Linked DNA regions of Homo sapiens: region 2 is linked to region 1. The links are chromatin loops, found by intact Hi-C in ENCODE. Cell type or tissue: PC-9. All regions are shown on one strand. Links, peaks and the distances in the headings refer to the core of each region. The heading gives the core; the rest is flanking DNA.

What was found. A loop is a pair of places that touch in the nucleus more often than their neighbours do. Peaks named below come from ENCODE experiments on the same cell type or tissue, not always from the same donor. Only the 100,000 strongest peaks of a DNase experiment are listed, where the experiment ranks them.
Region 2: a loop joins it to region 1, with 4 times the contacts of the local background. A loop is called at or near these places in 11 of 110 quality-filtered maps.

What each region holds. Positions count from the first base shown.
Region 1 is chr17:9,796,949-9,806,721 of GRCh38, forward strand. It overlaps GSG1L2 (GSG1 like 2), which reads right to left. Exons shown (of 5, transcript NM_001310219.2): 5 at 3,660-5,696. The coding sequence ends at 5,438. Among named protein-coding and RNA genes, the nearest start is that of DHRS7C, 10 kb to the left of the region's middle. In PC-9, for the core only: no CTCF peak of the experiment used is centred there; a DNase peak (open chromatin) is centred at 5,473; H3K4me3 peaks cover 899 bases; H3K27ac peaks cover 2,150 bases.
Region 2 is chr17:9,871,949-9,881,721 of GRCh38, forward strand. It overlaps GLP2R (glucagon like peptide 2 receptor), which reads left to right. Exons shown (of 13, transcript NM_004246.3): 11 at 8,430-8,568. Among named protein-coding and RNA genes, the nearest start is that of RCVRN, 28 kb to the right of the region's middle. In PC-9, for the core only: no CTCF peak of the experiment used is centred there; DNase peaks (open chromatin) are centred at 3,773 and 7,063; H3K27ac peaks cover 3,253 bases.

The DNA.
Region 1 (9,773 bases), core at 1,036-9,035:
TTTAAGTTCTGGGATACATGTGCGGAATGTGCAGGTTTGTTACATAGGTATATATACATGTGCCATGGTGGTTTGCTGCACCTACCAACCCATCATCTAGGTTTTAAGCCCCTCATGCATTAGGTATTTTTCCTAATGCTCTCCCTCTCCTTGCCCTCCACCCTGCGACTGGCCCTGGTGTGTGATGTTCCCCTCCCTGTGTCCATGTGTTCTCATTGTTCAACTCCCTATTTTTTGTAGAGAGGGGGGTCTCCCTGTGTTGCCCAGGCTGGTCGTGAACTCCTGGGTTCAAGGCATTCTCCCACTGCATCCTCCCAAAATGCTGGGATTATAGGCGTGAGCCACTGCACCTGGTCTCTTTTCTTTTTAAAAAGAGAGATCTGTGGCAACGATGACAGTATTTACTTCTGTCATAGTTTCCTTATATTAAATAGTTTTCTATATATTGAAATATTTCATAATTGAAAAGAAAACTTAAAATAGAGAGAGAAAATTAGAAACAGATGGATCCTGGCATTCTTCCTACTTACCTGTCCTCCCAAATGCTCATGTTTTTAAATTGCTCTTTTTTTTTTTTCGAGACAGAGTCTCGCTCTATTGCCCAGGTTGGAGTGCAGTGGCACGATCTCAGCTCACTGCAACCTCCGCTTGCCGGGTTCAAGTGATTCTCCTGCCTCAGCCTCCTGAGTAGCTGGGACTATGGGCGCGTGCCACCATGCTCGGCTAATGTTTGTATTTTTAGTAGAGACTGGGTTTCACCATGTTGGCCAGGCTGGTCTTAAACTCCTGACCTCAGGTGTTCTGCCTGCCTCAGCCTCCAAAAGTGCTGGGATTATAGGCATGGGCCACCACGCCTAGCTAATTTTTGTATTTTTAGTAGAGATGGGGTTTCACCAAGTTGATCAGTCAAATTGCTCTTTTTCTTTTCTCCCAAATTTTCATTGTGCAGATGTTGTCTCGCTCTTGTGTCATGTGGCAACTCAAAAAAACCTGAGTTCCTCATGCCCCACTTTTATATTCTGTCTTTCAGATGCAATGCAGACTTAACACGAGTAACTGGCGATATTGGTCAGCATCTACATGATTGAAATGTCCTTTAACCTTCAGATAATTTAGCAATTTTCTGATCTTCCCACAACCCTCCACCTCACCCCACCTGCCACACAACACTAACTTGTTTCTATAGCTGACCCCTTGAGGGCAGGGCAGAGCCTTGTATCTCCCATGCCTCCCGCACCATGCTTTATATACACATATTCTTCAGAGACGTTTAATGAGTCAAAAATATTTACATGAGCAAACCTAATTCCTGTCTCATTAAATAGGCCAACTGATGTTTTCCTGGTCTTCAGAGAAGTCCCTATCAGCCCAGATGGTTCCAAGAGGGTTCACCAGAAAGGCAGTTAAGCTGTCAGTGTCATGCAGACTCTGAGCCAGTCTAATAAGTTTAGGGCTGAATTCACGAATTCTGGAAAAATAGTTGGCTTCCTGGAGTCAGACTACCGCATTCTCAGTTCTTCCTCTGTAAACACCTTGTTCAATTCCTGCCCAGCCACCTTGAGTCAGCGGCCATCTTTCTTTGCTGCCTCGTAAGAGGGAACATGGACTCTTGCTCCTGAGTTCCCCAAACCTGGCTGGGGAAGATCTCTCAGGACCAGCGCTGGCTCCATTTAATGATGGGTTTGTTGTTTAGAACAATGGACCCCCAGGAGACTGCCTTGTCTGTGGGCGTATTAAGTAGACAGTAGACCCGGACAACTGACCTCAACGGGCATTCTCTTTCCCAGAAATGAAAGGAGTTTTGATTCCTTCCTTCCAGGAGAAATGGCACAGTTCCCAGAACATTGTAAACACCTGATAAAATTCACTGGCTGATTATCTAAGGACTGATGACTTTCAGGCTAAAAATGATTGGCGGGTTTGCACTCACTTGATCCTGCCTTTCTCTCAGACACGGTCACTGAACCTTTCACCAGTGCTTCCCCAACTCATTGACAAAGACTCATCTCCGCAGCGTCTCTTTGTCACCCACAGGACCTAACAGGGCTTGCACTCGGCAGATGCTAGCAGCGAATCTTTCCATTGTACTAAGTGCCAGGCGTGGTTCTCAGATCTTCACATACACTAACACACTTAGTCCTCACAGCTCTCAAAATAGGAGGGCCAGGTGGGGTGGCTTACACCTGTAATTCCAGCACTTTGGGAGGCTGAGGCAGGCAGATCACCTGAGGTCAGGAGTTCAAGACAAGCCTGGCCAACATGGTGAAACCCCATTTTTACTAAAAATACAAAAATTAGCCGGATGTGGTGGCAGGCACCTGTAATCCTAGCTACTCAGGAGGCTGAGGCAGGAGAATCACTTGAACCTGGGAGATGGAGGTTGCGGTGAGCCGAGGTCGCACCACTGCACTCCAGCCTGGGCAACAGAGTGAGACTCCGTCTCAGAAAAACAAAAAAAAAAAAAATAGGAGGATTGTTTTTACAGGTAACAAAACTGAGGTGTAGAGAGATTCAGTGGCTTGCTCAAGGTCAAAGTGAGGAACCAGGATGTATATGCAGATTGTCTGACTCTAGAGTCCATGCTCTCAATCATGAGCTATATTACTTCCCATAGAAAGCTAAAAAGGAGTCTATTTGACAGTGTCTGTGTGTGTGTGTGTGTGTATACACACATGCATATTCATATGTTTACATATACATATATACAAATATAACATTTTCCATTTGCCAACCGTTGTTCTAGATGCTGAGGGTACAGCGAACAGTTCTTGCATAGAAAAATGTAGCATGTATGAGGGGGAGAAAGATGAAAAGAGATGACTTCATTATACCAAATGAAGATCCAACTGGGTGTGTATTGCAGCAAAGATAGATGAAATGAGGCGCCTTGCTTCTGTTTCTTGAGGTGGAGCACGGATACCTGGGCGTGTTCACTTTCTAAACATTTATGAAGCTGTACATTTGTGATTTGTGTACTTTTCTCTCCGTGTGTTATACTTCGATAAAATTGACATTTAAAACATTTATAAGGAAGCAAAGTGCCTTGTGAGCTCAGAGGATATAGCAAGGAATGGTTTTTGACTTGAGCCTCAGTGACCAGTTGCCTTCTGTCCTGCCTTGGTGTCTGACTGACCACTGGCTTTCTTCTCCAGAGGCCAAGTGTATCATCTGATGATGCCAGCTGCCCTCACATGGCTCCAAAAATTCCTTCTTTCTTTCCTTCCTTCCTTCCTTCCTTCCTCTCTCCCTCTCTTTTTTTTTTTTTTCAGAGTTTTCCTTTTGTTGCCTAGGCTAGAGTGCAGGGGCGCGATCTCGACTCAATGCAACCTCCGCCTCCCGGGGGTTTAACTGATTCTCCTGCCTCAGCCTCCCGAGTAGCTGGAATTACAGGCATCTGCCACCACACCTGGCTGATTTTTTGTATTTTTAGTAGAGATGGGGTTTCACCATGTTGGCCAGGCTGGTCTCGAACTCCTGACCTCGAGTGATCCACCTGCCTGGGCCTCCCAAAGTGCTGCGACTACAGGTGTGAGCCACCACGCCCAGCAAAAAATTTATTTCTTTACCCATGTAACAAACCTGCACATGTACCCCCACTCTGAACCTAAAATAAAAATTGATAAAGAAAATAAATAAATAAAAATAAAAACTTGTCCAAATAGTTTTTAAAAGTTTATTTCTTCTTTGGCATCCTCAGCCACAGTGTTCACAGGTGTTTTTCACAACAGCGAATTCAGCGAAGTCTCTCTCCAGTGTATTTCATTCCCTGTAAGATGAGACTTTGACCTGATATCGTGACAGTCACACAGGACCTGCCTACATGAATACATAGGGATGAAAAACCATATGAAAGAACCTGCACACTGCAAAGGGCAGAGGCTTGTGGGTACAAACTCTCCTGCTCTAGGTGAGCACATGGCCCAGGGAACCCCAGCAGACATTCTCTGGGTTGGGCTTATTCCAGCAAGAATCCATTGTCTATCTCTCATATATGCTTAGCGCAATGAAACACAAAATTCCACAGAAGCAGCATTTGTCAGGCAGGTGCTCACCTTGAGCCACAAACACGAAGGTAGCTGGATTTTTTTTTTCATTTTTTTTATGACAGTATAAGTGTTACAGTTCAGCATAAACAGATTTTTATTGGATTTTTTTCCCAGAAATGATATGTTTACAAAACACGTGAATATAATTTTTAAAATGGATCTGAGCAAGGACATATTGAAGGTTGTTAGAGTTTGCAGTCCCTTTCTTTTCTTTTTCTTTTTCTTTTTTTTGAGACAGGGTCTCACTCTATTGCCCAGGCTGGAGTGCAATGGCGCGATCTCTGCTCACTGCAACCTCCACCTCCCAGGTTCAAGCGATTTCCCTGCCTCAGCCTCCTGAGTAGCTGGGATTACAGACATGTGCCACCATGCTTGGCTATTTTTGATGTTTTTTTTTTTTTAGTAGAGACAGGGTTTCACCATGTTGGCCAGGCTGGTCTCGAACTCCTGACCTCAAGTGATCTGTCTACCTCGGCCTCACAAAGTGCTGGGATTACAGGCGTGAGCCACTACACCCACCCCCTTTCTTTTTTCAAAAAATCAAATTATGTGTGGAACAACCTGTGGCCTGAATAACATGGTAGCTGGACATGGGATGAATTGATACAATATTGCAGATGACTGTATTAGGAATCCTGCAGCCCACCACTGCCTCCAACAAGACCTGCATGTTTGGTAATGTTTATTTTTAGAAGCAAAAGTGGCTGGCGATTTAATTTAAGCAGAACAACTCAAACATGTGTTCCACTTAAACTAAGATAAGATGTCATTCCATTTGACTGTGTTTTCATTTCTATCATTCGACTGTCCTTCCAAACTGATTTTACTATGAGTAGAAACACAAAATTTCCAAGAAAAAATATTTTAAAAAATAACAGGAAACATATTTTGAAATTTCTGTCTTCTTGATTCAAATGAAAAAGAAAGTATGACATAGCCACACATACTTTATTGTGTGTGTCAATTAGGAGAAAACATTTTCTGGATTTTTCTGTCAACAAACCTATGCGGACAACACATTTTGCCTCCCTTGTAGTTAAAAAGACTTGCTTTCCTCTTTCTTCAACTTCTCTTCCCTTAGTACTGGCATCCTCCCTGTTTCTTTGGTATCCTTATCAAATTCACTGTCATTAAGAAGCTCTCTTTTATACTAGAGTGTCAATGGTTGATATCTTCAGTAAGCATTATCTCACTTCAAGGTACTGGCATTTTAACAGGAATCAAAGGCTAAAGCCAAAGGTGTTTAGTAAAAGGTGAGATGTGGAGGGGTGGGGATGGAAGCTTTCCCTGGACAACAATCTCCTGAAGTCCAACCCAGAGGCAGGGTGTACATTGTGAGTGTCAGTGCCTGGCTTGTTTGCCTGTGCGGATGTGGCAGCCATGGACACTGGCTAGCATATGGACACCTTGCCTGGGGCGCCTGGTGGGAGGTGTCCAGAAACATTCCTGAAGGCTTGTTCAGCAGGGCAAGGAGCAGCTCCTGTTTTCCAAATGCTCTCCGAAGCCTCGGGTTCCAGGAAGCTGTGTTGAGAGTGCCGACTGCCGTTCTGTGCCTGCTGCTTCTCGGTGAATTCCAGGCGGGCTGCCGTGAACCTGCTCATGGCCGAGACCGACACAGCCAGGCAGAGGGCGAAAGAACCCCAGGCAAGGCTGTCAACAGAAGGCACCGTTAGGAAAGGGCTGAGGGCTGTGATTCCAGGACTTCCTGTTTTCTCCAGACTGGGGGTCAATCTGGAGAAAACAACAGCTCCTCGTTCTACTCAGTTTGGACCTGCATTTTGGATCACAAATCCCAGAGTCTAGTCAACGTACTGTTTAGCCCAAGGGTTAAGAGAATGGATTCTGGAGTCACTGTGCTGGCTTTGCATCGTGGCCCCACCTTGTATTAACCATGTGACCTTGAGCTGGTTGCTTTACCTCTTTGAATCAGTTCCCTCATCTGCAAAGCTGGAATAATATTAATGCTGCCACCAGGGTGGCTGTGAGGAATTCAGTGAGTGAATGCGTGGGAAGTATTAATACTTAGTATAGCATCTGCTGCATAGAAGTTTCCAGATTATTGCTGTTGTTGGCTGTAACCCAGGACAGTGGCATTGGTGTCATTACTTTTTTTTTTTTTTTTTTTTTGAGACAGAGTCCCTCTCTGTCGCCCAGGCTGGAGTGCAATGGCATGATCTTGGCTCACTGCAACCTCTGCCTCCCGGTTCAAGCAATTCCCCTGCCTCAGCCTCCCAAGTAGCCGGGACCACAGGCATGCGCCACCACACCCGGCTAATTTTTGTATTTTTAGTAGAGACAGGGCTTCACCATGTTGGCCAGGCCGGTCTTGACCTCCCGACCTCAGGTGATCCGCCCGCCTTGGCCTCCCACAGTGCTGGGATCACAGACATGAGCCACCGCGCCCGACCAGCATCATTATTCTTATATCCCCATCCAGGCTGTAAGCCTGTTGCATACTGAGATGATGGGCTACACTTTTCATCCTTCAAAGAACCCAGCACTGTGTTGGGAACATGGTAATTAGCATCTGCTTTATACCAAAGGGTGTTCAAATGTTTGCATTATTATGAGATAAAGAGAAGGGCTGTGTGGTGGACAAAGAACAACCTAGAGAAGAAAAGCAAAATGTAGGGCTAACCAGAGACACTTCCCAATGGATAATAATAAGATTAACAATAATAAACAGTCTTGTATGTATGCCAGGTGCTGTGATGGGCACCAGATTATCTAACTGAACACCTCACGGCGACCCCCTGATGGAGGCACTATAATTATCTCCATTTTACAGATGAGGAAACTGAGACACAGAAGTTAAGCAACTTGTCCACGACTACCATTTAGAAAGTGGGACATCCTGGATGCGGCTGCAAACCCTGTGAGTCCAGATACTGCTGGCTGACTTGCGAGACTTTGCTGCCTCCTGATGCTGTGGACTCGGTTAACCAAGGACACATGTCAAGGTTCTGGTTTGGGCCTGGTCTTGCTTCGTGTTTTCATTAAGTAGGTGATTATTTTGGTTTAAATGAGGGCAGAAACTCATTGCATCTCTCCACACCCCCACTGAAACGAGAGTAAAGGGATGTGTACTAGTGTGAACACACAAGGACAAGGAGAATTGGAGAGGAGACATGAGAGTACGGAAACGGCTGGGAGAGGGATGACTAATTTATGGAGTGAGGGATGCGACACAGAAAGTGTCTGCAATGAGGGCCACCCACAAGACAAGAAGGATGCCTGTTATATCAGCACTGCTGAATCCTTGAGAGGTGCAGAACCTTGAGGCACAAATACGGCACAAAAAATGCAGCCCTTTCCCCAGTCTCCTCCTTACCACAAACACTCCATCCCACCTCCCTTTCCCCCAGAAAAGCAAAGTTTTATTCTCTGGAGAAGGTGAACGGAAGGAAAGGCTCCGGATTCAGAGACAGCAGGCCCATTGGAAGGCAGGGAAGGGGGCTGGTCTGAAAATGGGATTGTATGGAAATCTGCACAGGAGTGGGAAGCTGTCCAGCCCTTTCCTATGCCTAACCTCAGAAATTATCAGCCAGGCATGTGAGCTTACTCCACTTCCTGCGGATATTGGATGATTCCCTTCTGAAGACACTGACAGGTTGTGGAAAGAACCTCTACAAACCGATATTTGTGTGTGTTTTTGTGGAGTGGAATTCCAAGATAAAATAGATGGTGCCATACCCAATCACATGCCAAAACAACAACAAAAGAGCCTACCAGTAGATAAATACCAACCCTGCTCCAGAGCTTCCAATTATCCTTGACAATCAAAGATGCCAACGTTTGGGGGAAAGGTCCAACAACAAAGCAGGGAGGGGAAAGAATTCTAAAGGAAAGAGATAACACAAGGAACAAAAGAAAACAGCAACAAAAACCAAACCCTTCGATTAATATCCTCAGAGGAATATGAGAAAAGAAGATGCTGTATCAATAAAGCAAGATCAGGATATTATGAAAAAGGAACAGCTGGAAAACAAGGAAGAGCTTGGAAAATTAAAATAAGTCCAAAATAAGAATTCAACAGAAAGGCTGGAAGACAAGTAGAGAAAAATTTTCAGAAAATATAATAAAAAGAGAAACAAAATATAAAGAAAGTAATAAGATCCTTGAATAATAAACCCAAAAGACCTAATATCTAACTAACAAGTGTTTTCTAAAAGGAGAACAAAAAACTGACGAAAGGAAATAATCAAAGAAATAATACAAATACAAAAATCACCATAATTCCAGGACATGAATATTCAGATTAAAGGCTCCCCCCTCCCCCACCCCAAGCACATAGATGAAGGATGAATGTGGAGAAAAGAGGATCCTCGCCAAAGGACATCATCATGGCATTTCAGAACATTGGTCATAAAGAGAAGAAAATAACAGGCCACCTACAAAGGCACATGAATCAGAATCGTGTTGGACTCTTGACAGAAACTATGAATGCTGGAAGAGAATGGAGTACGGCCATCTAAATTCTTTGGGAAAATGATTTCCGGCAGAGAATTCTGCACTGTGCCAAACAATCGATCAAGTATGGAGTATTGAATTTCCAGGCATGCAAGGAGTAAAATAATTTATCTCTCATTGGATCCTTTCTTAGGAAGCTGCTGAAGGATGTACTCCCAGAAAAGGTAAACTAAAGAAGATAATTCAATGGGACCTAAGAAATAGCATTCCAAGATAAGGGAGTGGCGCAGGGAAGTCTCATGATGATAGCTCTAGACTGCAACGAGCCTGGAACAGGGCAGGAAGACCGAGGGCTTTGGGGGTTTGGAAGTAAAACTGAGAAGCTAATCTGATTAGGTCCACCAAACCTAACCTGCCCTGCTTGCTTTTGGTTGCTTGCTTTCTTTCGTCCCCATATAGCTAAAAGCCACGCCACTAAACTCCTGGCTTCCTTACGGAGAACATTTCTGATGTACACGTCACCATGGTAATGGCTGCTTGTTTTTCAGGAACTTGGGGCAGCTCCTATCCAGTTCAAACTGGTTGAGACCACTGATCCTTCAGCTGATCCTGTGCAAGTGCCTGAGAGGTGGCCTTTTGATGTCAGAAAGCCAAAAACTCTACCCTTAGAACATGCTAATGCTACCATTTTCTGAACATGCATCTTGTGAAGAGCCATGAACCCTGACTATGCTTGCACAGATCACTAGTGACTTTATTTTTCCCCATTGCCAATCACCTTTCCTCTTGCCTTAGACCACCCTGCTTCTCTAACCCATAAATATCCCTAAGTCTTATCTTCAGGCAGGCTTTGAGAGCTGTTCTCCCACCTCCTTATTGGGCTGCCCTGTGAATAAATGTTTTATCTGCCCTGTGAATAAATCTTTTGTAAGACCCATCATCACAGTAACTGGTTTACTAAGCACAAACAGAATGAACTTGGTGGGTATCAGAAGGGTGGCACAGGGAGAGAATGGAATTGATAGATTGTTACGCTTAGTACTATTTGATTTTTAACAACCATTTACATATGCTTCTTTTGCTAAAAATTAAGTAATTGAAAGTAATAGAAAACAAAAACAAAACAAAATGATACTGGAAACAAACAGACCATTCTTCAGGCTCCTTTAGTGTTTGGAATTTGCTTCTATCCATAGCAAAAGGAGGGCAGTACAAATTGGCCACGGTTGAGAACCCACCTACAATTCATCTGAGCCCTGCTGCAACTACACTCTCAACTGTGTAAGGTGCCAGTGATAGCCCCTCAGAACCAATAGC
Region 2 (9,773 bases), core at 506-8,505, 74 kb after region 1:
TCCTGACCTCATGATCCACTAGCCTTGGCCTCCCAAAGTGCTGGGATTACAGGCGTGAGCCACCACACGTGGCCTATTCTTTGCTTTCTATGTGGCATATGCATTCAGCAGGGCTCTGGAACGGGAGTGTTTTAACCCACAGAGTAGCTCTAAGAGTAGGAATTTCAGTCCACACAGGAAGGCAGAAGAGGTGGGCACGAGTGAAGATGGCCCTAGCCCTGTTTCTCTCCCCTTTATAAGGCCTCACCCAGGTGCTGGGAAGGGAGTTTTTCCTTTTATCTGACAAATATTTAATAGATGCCTACAATGTGCCTGGTACTGTGCTTGGAATAAAAGGTGGACATGAGGCCAGGTTCGGTGACTCACGCCTGTAATCCCAGTACTTTGGGAGGCCAAGGTGGGCATATCACCTGAGGTCAGGAGTTCAAGACTAGCCTGGCCAACATGGCAAAACCCTGTCTCTACTAAAAATACAAAAATTAGCTGGGTGTGGTGGTGTGTGCCTGTAATCCCAGCTACTCAGGAGGCTGAGGCAGGAGAATCACTTGAATTCGGGAGGCGGAGGTTGCAGTAAGCCGAGATCGTGCCATTGTACTCCGGCCTGGGTGACAAGAGCAAAACTCCATCTCAAAAACAAACAAACAAAAAACGGTGTACACGATGTAGACCCTGCATTTGAGGAGCATGCATTCTACTTTGCTAAGGACTAGGATGTTGGCATGGAGCAGGAGGTGGAACGGAGGGAGCTGGCCACGACCCTAGACTTGCCTACTGGCCTTAGGCAAGTGCCTTGGCCCCTTTGGCCTGCTTTCTGGTGTGTAAAAATGGGAGTGTCACTGCAGACTCATCTCCTGCTTATTATGAGGATTCAAGGAGTCTGTAGATATGGTTATAAATATGGGTGGCCACTCTACCCTCCCTCTAGGAGGTCTAGAAGGGTAAACATACCCGGTTCAATAATGGGCAGACATACTATAGTTGCTAGTTGGAGCTTTGGTCCAAACATTTTGCAAGAAACCCGTAGCCCTGGGGAGCCGGCCTGGCCTGGGCTCCAGGGAGCCACGCTGTCTCTCTTGGCGCCTCCAGTCGAGGCTCCAAGTGGCCAAGCAGTCTCTCTGGCTCCCTTCCCAAAGGCTTAGCCTCTCTCACCACTCTTTCAGGGTGGAGCTTCAAAGCCTGCTCTAGTCCACCCTGCTGGGTGCACTCAGGGAGGAGAGTTCTCTCAATAAACAGGTGCCAGGAAAACCAGGGTGCCCCAGAAAGTGGACAGAGGCTAGTGTTTCCAGGAGACAGAAATGGTGCAGTTGACCCCAAAGGGACTCAGAGCTGACACACTGCTGCTTTGTGCCCCCAAAGCCTATCACGGGCCACTGGCACCTTCGCCATGCCCAAGACCCACAGCAACCCCTAAATAGTTTTTCATCATAGCTCCTCATCAGCATCCCCGGACAGCTGGCCAGAAGTGCAGCCTTGTGAGCCCTACCACTGGGTATTCTGACTCCATAAATGCGGGATAGAACCTCACAGAGCAGCCGTGTCCAACCCTTTGAATGGAAGGACATTTTTGCTTATCCGTTGTGGTGGATATCACAAAAACTATGCATGGACTTTTTTTTTTTTTTTTTTTTTTTAGCTCATCAGCTATTGTTAGTGTTAGTTTATTTTACATGGGGCCCAGGACAACTCTTCTTCTTCCAACGGGGCTCAGGGAAGCCAAAAGGTTGGATACCCCTGCTGCAGAGTCTCCCAGGAGATTCTGATACACAGCCAGTGTGGAGGACTGCTGGGCCAGATGTTCTATTGAAAGAACACATGCTAATGAATAAGCATTAGTTAATCAACTCTATTGCACTCTGCAGAAAGAACTAGTAAACAGAAAGGTGGCCAACGAAAATGGCAGGGAAACCACAGAGGGAGGACGTTCTCAGTGGAATATTCTGGTCGGGCCATTATAAATGTCATGCAGCCTCAATGTTCTCTTTTCCAGAGTCCCCTCTAGAGTTTTCAGACTTTTCTGATCACACATCTCTGTCAGTAAAGAAATTCTGAGCACATCCCTCCTCATGTATATGCATGGTATCATGAGCTAATATATGTATTATAAGATAGACCAAAAAATAGAAAATTTAAGAGGACAGATAAAAATTAATATATATACAATGCCTATTATCCTCTATTATAATATTTTCTTCCAATATCAAATAGATTGCCCGGCATAGCCCTGGAGGGTGCGTACCCACCAGGAGCCATTGGTCTAGGAAAGGGTAAATCAAGATACTGGGGAGACCCTCATGGCTGAGCGATGATCCAGGGTGACTGCTTTGTGGGGAGAAAGAGCAACCCTGCCTGACATATGCAGTCTGTCTGGAAATTCCTTTTTTCCTCTCCCCTGCCCTTGTTCAAAGAAAAAGCTTAAGAAGAAGAACTTGGGGCTGGGTGCAGTGGTTCATGCCTGCAATCCTAGCACTTTGGGAGCCTAAGGGGAAGGGATCACATGAGGCTAGGAGTTCTAGACCAGCCTGAGCCAGAGTGAGACCCTTTTTCTTTAATAATAATAATAATAAAAGAGGTACCTTGGTGTGTGTCTACCCAAAGTCCTCCTAGGGTGAGATGCCTCACCTTGGTGAGTTTGCCACCACCTGGGTATAGTACAGGGAACCCATCTATATTCTTGAGTGGCTGAGACTTTGGGAGGCTGACTGACCCCAGCTGAGCTCACAATATATATAAACTAGAACACTGTTCATTTTTAACGTCTGTGGAAGGTGGGGATGGGGTAGAGCATTCCTTTCTTGTGCCCACATGCCTCCCAAAATTTCCTAATCCGCAACACCAGAAGATCCAGGAATCCAAAGAACGTTACTGGTGATCACATCACAAAGCAGAGTCTTGCTGTTGAAGGATGCTGAGGTTAGCCTGAAAAATCACTATCTGCCCACAGCACCACCTACCTGTTGGGAAGGAGGCTCATTCCCCAGATCCAGTGTGCCCTCCACAGACTAGGGTGAGATAGGCACTGAGAACGTCCTCCCTCTGTGGTTTCCCTGCCATTTTCATTGGCCACCATTCTGTTTACTTGTTCTTTGTGTAGAGTGCAATAGAGTTGATTAGCTAATGCTTATTCATTAGCAAAAAGGCAGGGACCTATCTCTCAGGACACACCTAAACCACCTTATTTAACTCCCTGCGCTGGTAAATCCTACAGCATCTATGAACTCACTTGCCCATTGTGCTCTTAGAAAGCCTCGCTAATTCTCTCACTTTCAAGTTCTGAGAGAGTGCTCTTTACTATAACCCCAGCAGGGCATTGGCACCCCTCAGCTCCTCAGCTCACAGTGCCCTCTTCCATGTCGGAAAGTTGTTCCTCTTCCTCATCCCCTTCCATGTTTGTTTTCCCTTAAAGACTTCTGATGGGATAAGAAGGAGGAGGTGACAGGGCCCAGCATATTTTATCCAAACTCTTGTAGGTACAGGCTGCCTCCAATTCTTGAAGATTTTGAGAACTTTTAGAATGTAACCCTGATCTGGCCTCCCTCCAGGATTATATTTTAGGAAAGTTTAAATTAAACACATTTAGGCCCTGCCAAAGAGGCAAGTTGCTAGGAGCTAGAGAACCTTCTGTAGTCTTAGCCCTTGTCCCTGGGCTTCCACCGTCAAGCAAAGGAAATAAAAAATGGTCCATCTGTCTGGCTTGGAGAAAGAGAACTGAGCCAAGTGTGAAGGAGGAACTTTGGGGCTATAAACAGGGTAAGCAATGCCCTAGGAATGCGGACAGAGTTCAGCAGACCGTCAGCTCAGCTGGAGTTCTCTGTTCTTTGTGGTTCCCAGCTCAGAGGCAGCTCTCTTCCCCTAGATAAAGGGCCTTAACTCTCCATGGGATGCACCTGGGCAGAGCTCTTGATTCATTTATAAAGGAGAAGCATTTCATTTTCATTTTTATTTTTTTGAAATGGAGTTTCACTCTTGTTGCCCATGCTGGAATGCAATGGCACGATCTTGGCTCAGCACAACTTCCGTCTCCCAGGTTCAAGTGATTCTCCTGCCCCAGCCTCTGAAGTAGTTGGGATTACAGGCATGAGACACCATGCCCGGTTAATTTTGTATTTTTAGTAGAGACGGAGTTTCTCCATGTTGGTCAGGCTGGTCTCCAACTCCCAACCTCGGGTGATTCGCCCACCTCGGCCTCCCAAAGTGCTGGGATTATAGGTGTGAGCCACTGCGCCCGGCCCGACAAGCATTTCTTAACATGCTAAACCCCAGTTCTTTCTGAAAGGACTTTCTGATAGGCAATGTAGGAAACAAAAGCTTTTCCTTAACCCTCTTAGGGTCCCTGGCTGGGTCTAAAAATTAGACAAAGACAGATTAACAGGAGAAAAAGCATCCAAGTTTATTTCATAAGTCTTATATGACGTAGGAGACTTCATAAGGAAAGGAAGACCCAAAGAAATGGTCAAACTTGTGTATTTTTATGCTAGGTTTAATGCACAGTGGACAGTCATGGGGGAAGTATGATTGAACAAAGGAGATCTAATGGTTATAAACTGGGGGAAATTTGGCAAAGCCTGTTTGTACAGATTCTTGTGTCATTGTGTCTTCAGAAATAAGGACGTTCCTTTCCTCCACCTCTCACATGAGGGTCTTGTGATCCGCTTCAGGAGAAGGTCAGAAAATCCTTCCTAGGTTTCATGACCTGTTTCAGGGGAGAAGGGCGGGAGGTTAGAGAGACCTTCCTGCTTCTGTGATTTTCTCAAATTCTTTCAGCTTAAAATACTCAGTATGTCAAGGTGCCATATTTTGGAGTACCACGTTCTGAACCACATCAGCAACCAAAGACTAAAAATGTTACAAATTCAAGGAAAATTCGTTTAAAAAATTGAGTTATAAGCAACCGAAAGGCAGGGATGGCTTCTTTAAAAATAGTAATAACTAAAATGTATTGATCATTTATCGTGTGTCAGATACCATTTTTTCTGAGGGTTTACCCCATGTTATTTGTTTAATCCTTGTGACAGCCCTGTCAGGTAGATGCTATTACTATTATAATACTCCTTTTACAGATGAGGAAACTAACAGAGAGAGAGGTTAAATAATTTGCCCACAGTCATAGCACTAATAATTGGCAACACTGAGATTTGAACTCAGGCCCAGATACTCTTCCTGTGTCCTGCTGCCTTTGACTACAACTCCTTCTTTCCCACTATATTCACTCATGTGCCATAAGCAGATGCTCAATAAATATTTGTTGGATAGTTAAATGATTGCAATAAATGGAACCATTTAAATAAACAAAAGGTTATGGATGAAAATGAGCATAAACACAGTCTGTAAGAGTAAACTGCTATTGCTATTTATGGATTTTCATCTGGACAGGGACACAAATAGTACTTCGTCTAAGGAGAAGTTAGAATAAGGTGAAGGGTAGACAATCCCTTCATGTCTCCATCCAGAAGGGTGAGTAGCCCAAAACTTTATTAAAAAATTGTTATTCTTTATAGATCATTCTGTACTAAACGAAATGTGGGATCAGGGAACAGGAAAAGGACATTAGCGGGAAATCCACATAAACCCCGAACTTTAGTTCCTAGTAATATACCGTGTTGGTTTCTTAGTTTTGACAAACGGGCATGGTTATGTAGTATGCTAACATTAGGGGAAACTATGCCGGGGGCGGTGGCTCAAACCTGTAATCCCAGCACTTTGGGAGGCCGAGGCGGGCGGATCACAAGGTCAGGAGATCGAGACCACGGTGAAATCCCGTCTCTACTAAAAATACAAAAAATTAGCTGGGCACAGTGGCGGGCGCCTGTATTCCCAGGTACTCGGGAAGCTGAGGCAGGAGAATGGCATGAACCCGGAAGGCGGAGGTTGCAGTGAGCCGAGATCCCGCCACTGCACTCCAGCCTGGGCGACAGAACGAGACTCCGTCTCAAAAAAAAAAAAAAAAAAACGTTAGGGAAAACTGAGTGAAGAGACATGGGAACTCTCTGTACTGCCTTAGCTAATTTTCTGTAAATCTAAAATTATTCCAAAATTAAAAGTTTGTTTTAAAAAACCATAACACCATAACATGGCATCAGAATAAGCTGACAAGACACAGGTCTGCTTGTAGGCATATAAGTCTGTATCTTGAAAACCCAGCCCACCCAGAGCAAGGGTCACAAATTCAGACTCTTACAAGGGCCAAGCAAGTAACACAATTGAGTAGTACAAGCCGGGTGGGGGCTGGATGTCACAGCTTCCTTCTAAAGGGACAGCCATTGCCCAGCTGTAACCAACGATTGCCATGCAAGAATTTGAGCCCAGTGTTGCCAGATCTCCTCATTTTTCAAAAGAAGCCAGAAACCTGGACACTTTTTCTAGAAATATTATTATTTAAAGATGACTCCAATAACAAAAATTGCTCCGTGGCCTAAGCAAAAGTTGTCTGCAGGTCAGTTACTATCCATGGTCACCACTTTGTAACCTCTGGGCCAGAGGGCTTTAAAAACACTCCTGGAAATACAAAACCCTTGAAATGTTCTCTCATTAGGAGCATATTAATGTTGCCTAGCGAAATGACTTCTGTAGGGGTGGGTGTTGGAGTGGGAGTCGATCTGAGCTCAGCTCAAGAGAACCACACAGCCAAGGCCCATGATTCCATCTGTCTGCTCATCAGCCTTTCCTGACAGTCAAGGCTCTGGTTCACACAATCACATGGCCAGGTGGAGTCCCTCCGTCCTGGTGGCTCCTGCACCCCTCTTCTTGGCTTTAGATCCTTTGGGGGCACAAAGGTGAGGTTGTTTATTTCATTGATAACATTGCATCTGAATGGCCCTTGCAGACATAGGATTCATAGTAAGCTCTTGTTCTCGTACAGAGTTAAACCTTCCTTAAGAAACTCCCCCATGAACTGCGAATGCCACCCTGTTTTTCTACACCTTTAATTCCATGGGATCTGAGGGGAAGTTCCTCCTAGTCTGGCCCCTTTAGAAGAAGTGACCTAAGCTAAAAAAAAAATCATTACAATTACGCTCCTCTTTCCCAATGTGGGTAAGACAGTAGCTTTGTTCGTACCCCGAATATGAGTCATCTCTGCTAATGTAGTTAGTTTTAAATTAAGAAGCAGCTCAACAGTAAAGGGCAGTTATTTCCAAACCTGTATACTTCTCAGGATCCATGAGGAGTTCCTTAAAAAGTCCACATCCAGCCAGGTGCAGTGGTTTGCACCTGTAATCCCAACACTTCGGGAGACTGAGGCAGGAGTAGTATATCACTTGAGGCTAGGAGTTTGAGACCAGCCTGGGCAACAACATAAGATCCCCTCTCTATAAAATAAAATAAAATAAAATAAAATAAAATAAAATAAATAAAATAAAATAAAATAAAATAAAATAAAATAAAATAAAATAAAATAAAATAATTATCCAGGCACAGTTGTGCACACCTATAGTCCCAGCTTCTCTGGAGTCCGAAGCAGGAGGATTGCTTGAGCCCAGGAGTTCAAGGCTGCAGTGAGCTAGAATCGTGCTACTGTACTCCAGCATGGGTGACAGAGGGAGATCCTGTCTCTTAAAAAAAATTAACTTCCTGGGACCCAACCTCCAGAGGTGTGGATTCAGGGAGTTGATACTGAGGCCCAGGAAACTATATGTATATATTTTAAGAGCTCTGTAAGGAATTTTAATAGTCAGCCACGTTTGGGAACCACCAGTATGCAACATTTGGGTCCCAGCTGTGCACTTTACACGTGGGTGGCACAAGGAATGTTTGTCTTTTTTGTGTAGTCTATATACAACAGTGAACCTCCACGCCGCACTTTTTATGAGGAGGATCAGTTTTTCATTTCCTGCAGCCCTCACTATCACCAGGGTTAAGGGGCAACATGAGGGCTGACAGCGAAGTCCAGAAAGGAGTCTGCAGGTCGGAACTGCAGGTCAGATGCCCCCACATCCAGCCCGAGGTTTACTACTTAGTGTCTGTATGACCCTGGGCAACTCATTTTCTCTCCCTTCTCATGGTAACACTGGAAATACTGATGTTGAAAGTCCGGAGTAAAGAAAGAGATAGATGAAACTGCTAACCACATGATAGGAAATTTAACAAACCTGGTAGGGGTGGAGTGTCCCAGGGTGGCAGTCACTTGCATGGAAATCTATCCATCAGGCAAAACTTTAAGAGCTACAGACATATGACAATCTATACAGGGGAATTTATGCATTCATTCATTCAATTCATGTTTTCTGAGCATTCCCCATGCGTCAAGTGTAGGAACACAACAGTAAACAAGACCACAATGGCCCTGAAGCGTTAAATGTTGTAGTGAAGGAGACCATCTGGGAAACAACTATCAATATGGTAAGAGCTGCAACAAAGTCATGGCATGGAAGAGCAGGAAATGTTGCTTGTTCCCCATGTGGCCCTCTTGACTGTTATTTGGTTGTCATTTACAGATTGGCAAAATCAACACTGGTCCTCATTCCTTTATTGGGCGTTCATGAGATCCTCTTCTCTTTCATCACTGATGATCAAGTTGAAGGATTTGCAAAACTTATACGACTTTTCATTCAGTTGACACTGAGCTCCTTTCATGTAAGTAGAAATCTGAACCAAAATGCCTTGACTTTGGAGAAAACAAAATGCATGTGGCCGAAACAGGCTCAGAATTAAGGAGCCCGTGGATGAAAATAGAATTGTAGCATCAGCAGCCTTTATCAGTAAGGGCCCTTGGCATTAGAAGGGCATGCAGACGGGGAAGTATTGCGTTGATCCTGCCAGCATGATTCAGTGACTAAGAAGGGGGAAATGGTCTCTTTCCTGGGTGGTAATAGTTGGTGTGACTCATGATCATATTAACTATGAGTGTCAATGTGAAGCCTTTTATTAAGTGCCTATTTTTGCTGGGTTCTCTGCAGAGCATTGTGCAAAGTAAACATTGTCTGTGCTTCAGGTGACATGTACACAGAATGCAACACAAATTGGATAGGGACTAATGAGTTCAGACCAGGAGGCTATTGAACCTTGACAGATGTGTGGGAGTTGAAACTAGGAACAAGAGGCTAGCTGTGGTTGTTACCTGGAAATATTTTGGTCATCTATTGCTTAAATTATTATCTATTTCTTAGTGTCTTAAGATGGCAATTTTTAAAATTATTTTTCATGATTCTGGGAGTTAGGAATCTAGGTAGGACCTAGTAGGGATGGCTAACCTTTGCTTCTGTGATGCCTCCTGGGGCTGGAACTACCAAGATGTCTTCTTCACTCACATGACTGGTGCCTAAGTTGGATGGCTCAAATAGCTGAGGCTAGTCTTATTTGGGTCAAATTTCTGAGGCCTCATTTCTCAGTGTCCATGACATTCCTTAGGCGTTCCATGTGTTTTCTCCTTGTGGTCTCTCCACAGGATAGGGCAGTTCAGGGCTCCCAAGAGTATAAAAGCAGGAGCTGTCAGGCCTTTTTTTTTTTTTTTTTTTTGAGACGGAGTCTCGCTCTGTCGCCCAGGCTGGAGTGCAGTGGCGGGATCTCGGCTCACTGCAAGCTCCGCCTCCCGGGTTCACGCCATTCTCCTGCCTCAGCCTCCCAAGTAGCTGGGACTACAGGCGCCCGCCACTACGCCCGGCTAATTTTTTGTATTTTTAGTAGAGACGGGGTTTCACCGTTTTAGCCGGGATGGTCTCGATCTCCTGACCTCGTGATCCGCCCGCCTCGGCCTCCCAAAGTGCTGGGATTACAGGCGTGAGCCACCGCTCCCCTGCCAGGCCTTTTAAATGCCTATGCCTGGAACTGGCACAGTGATG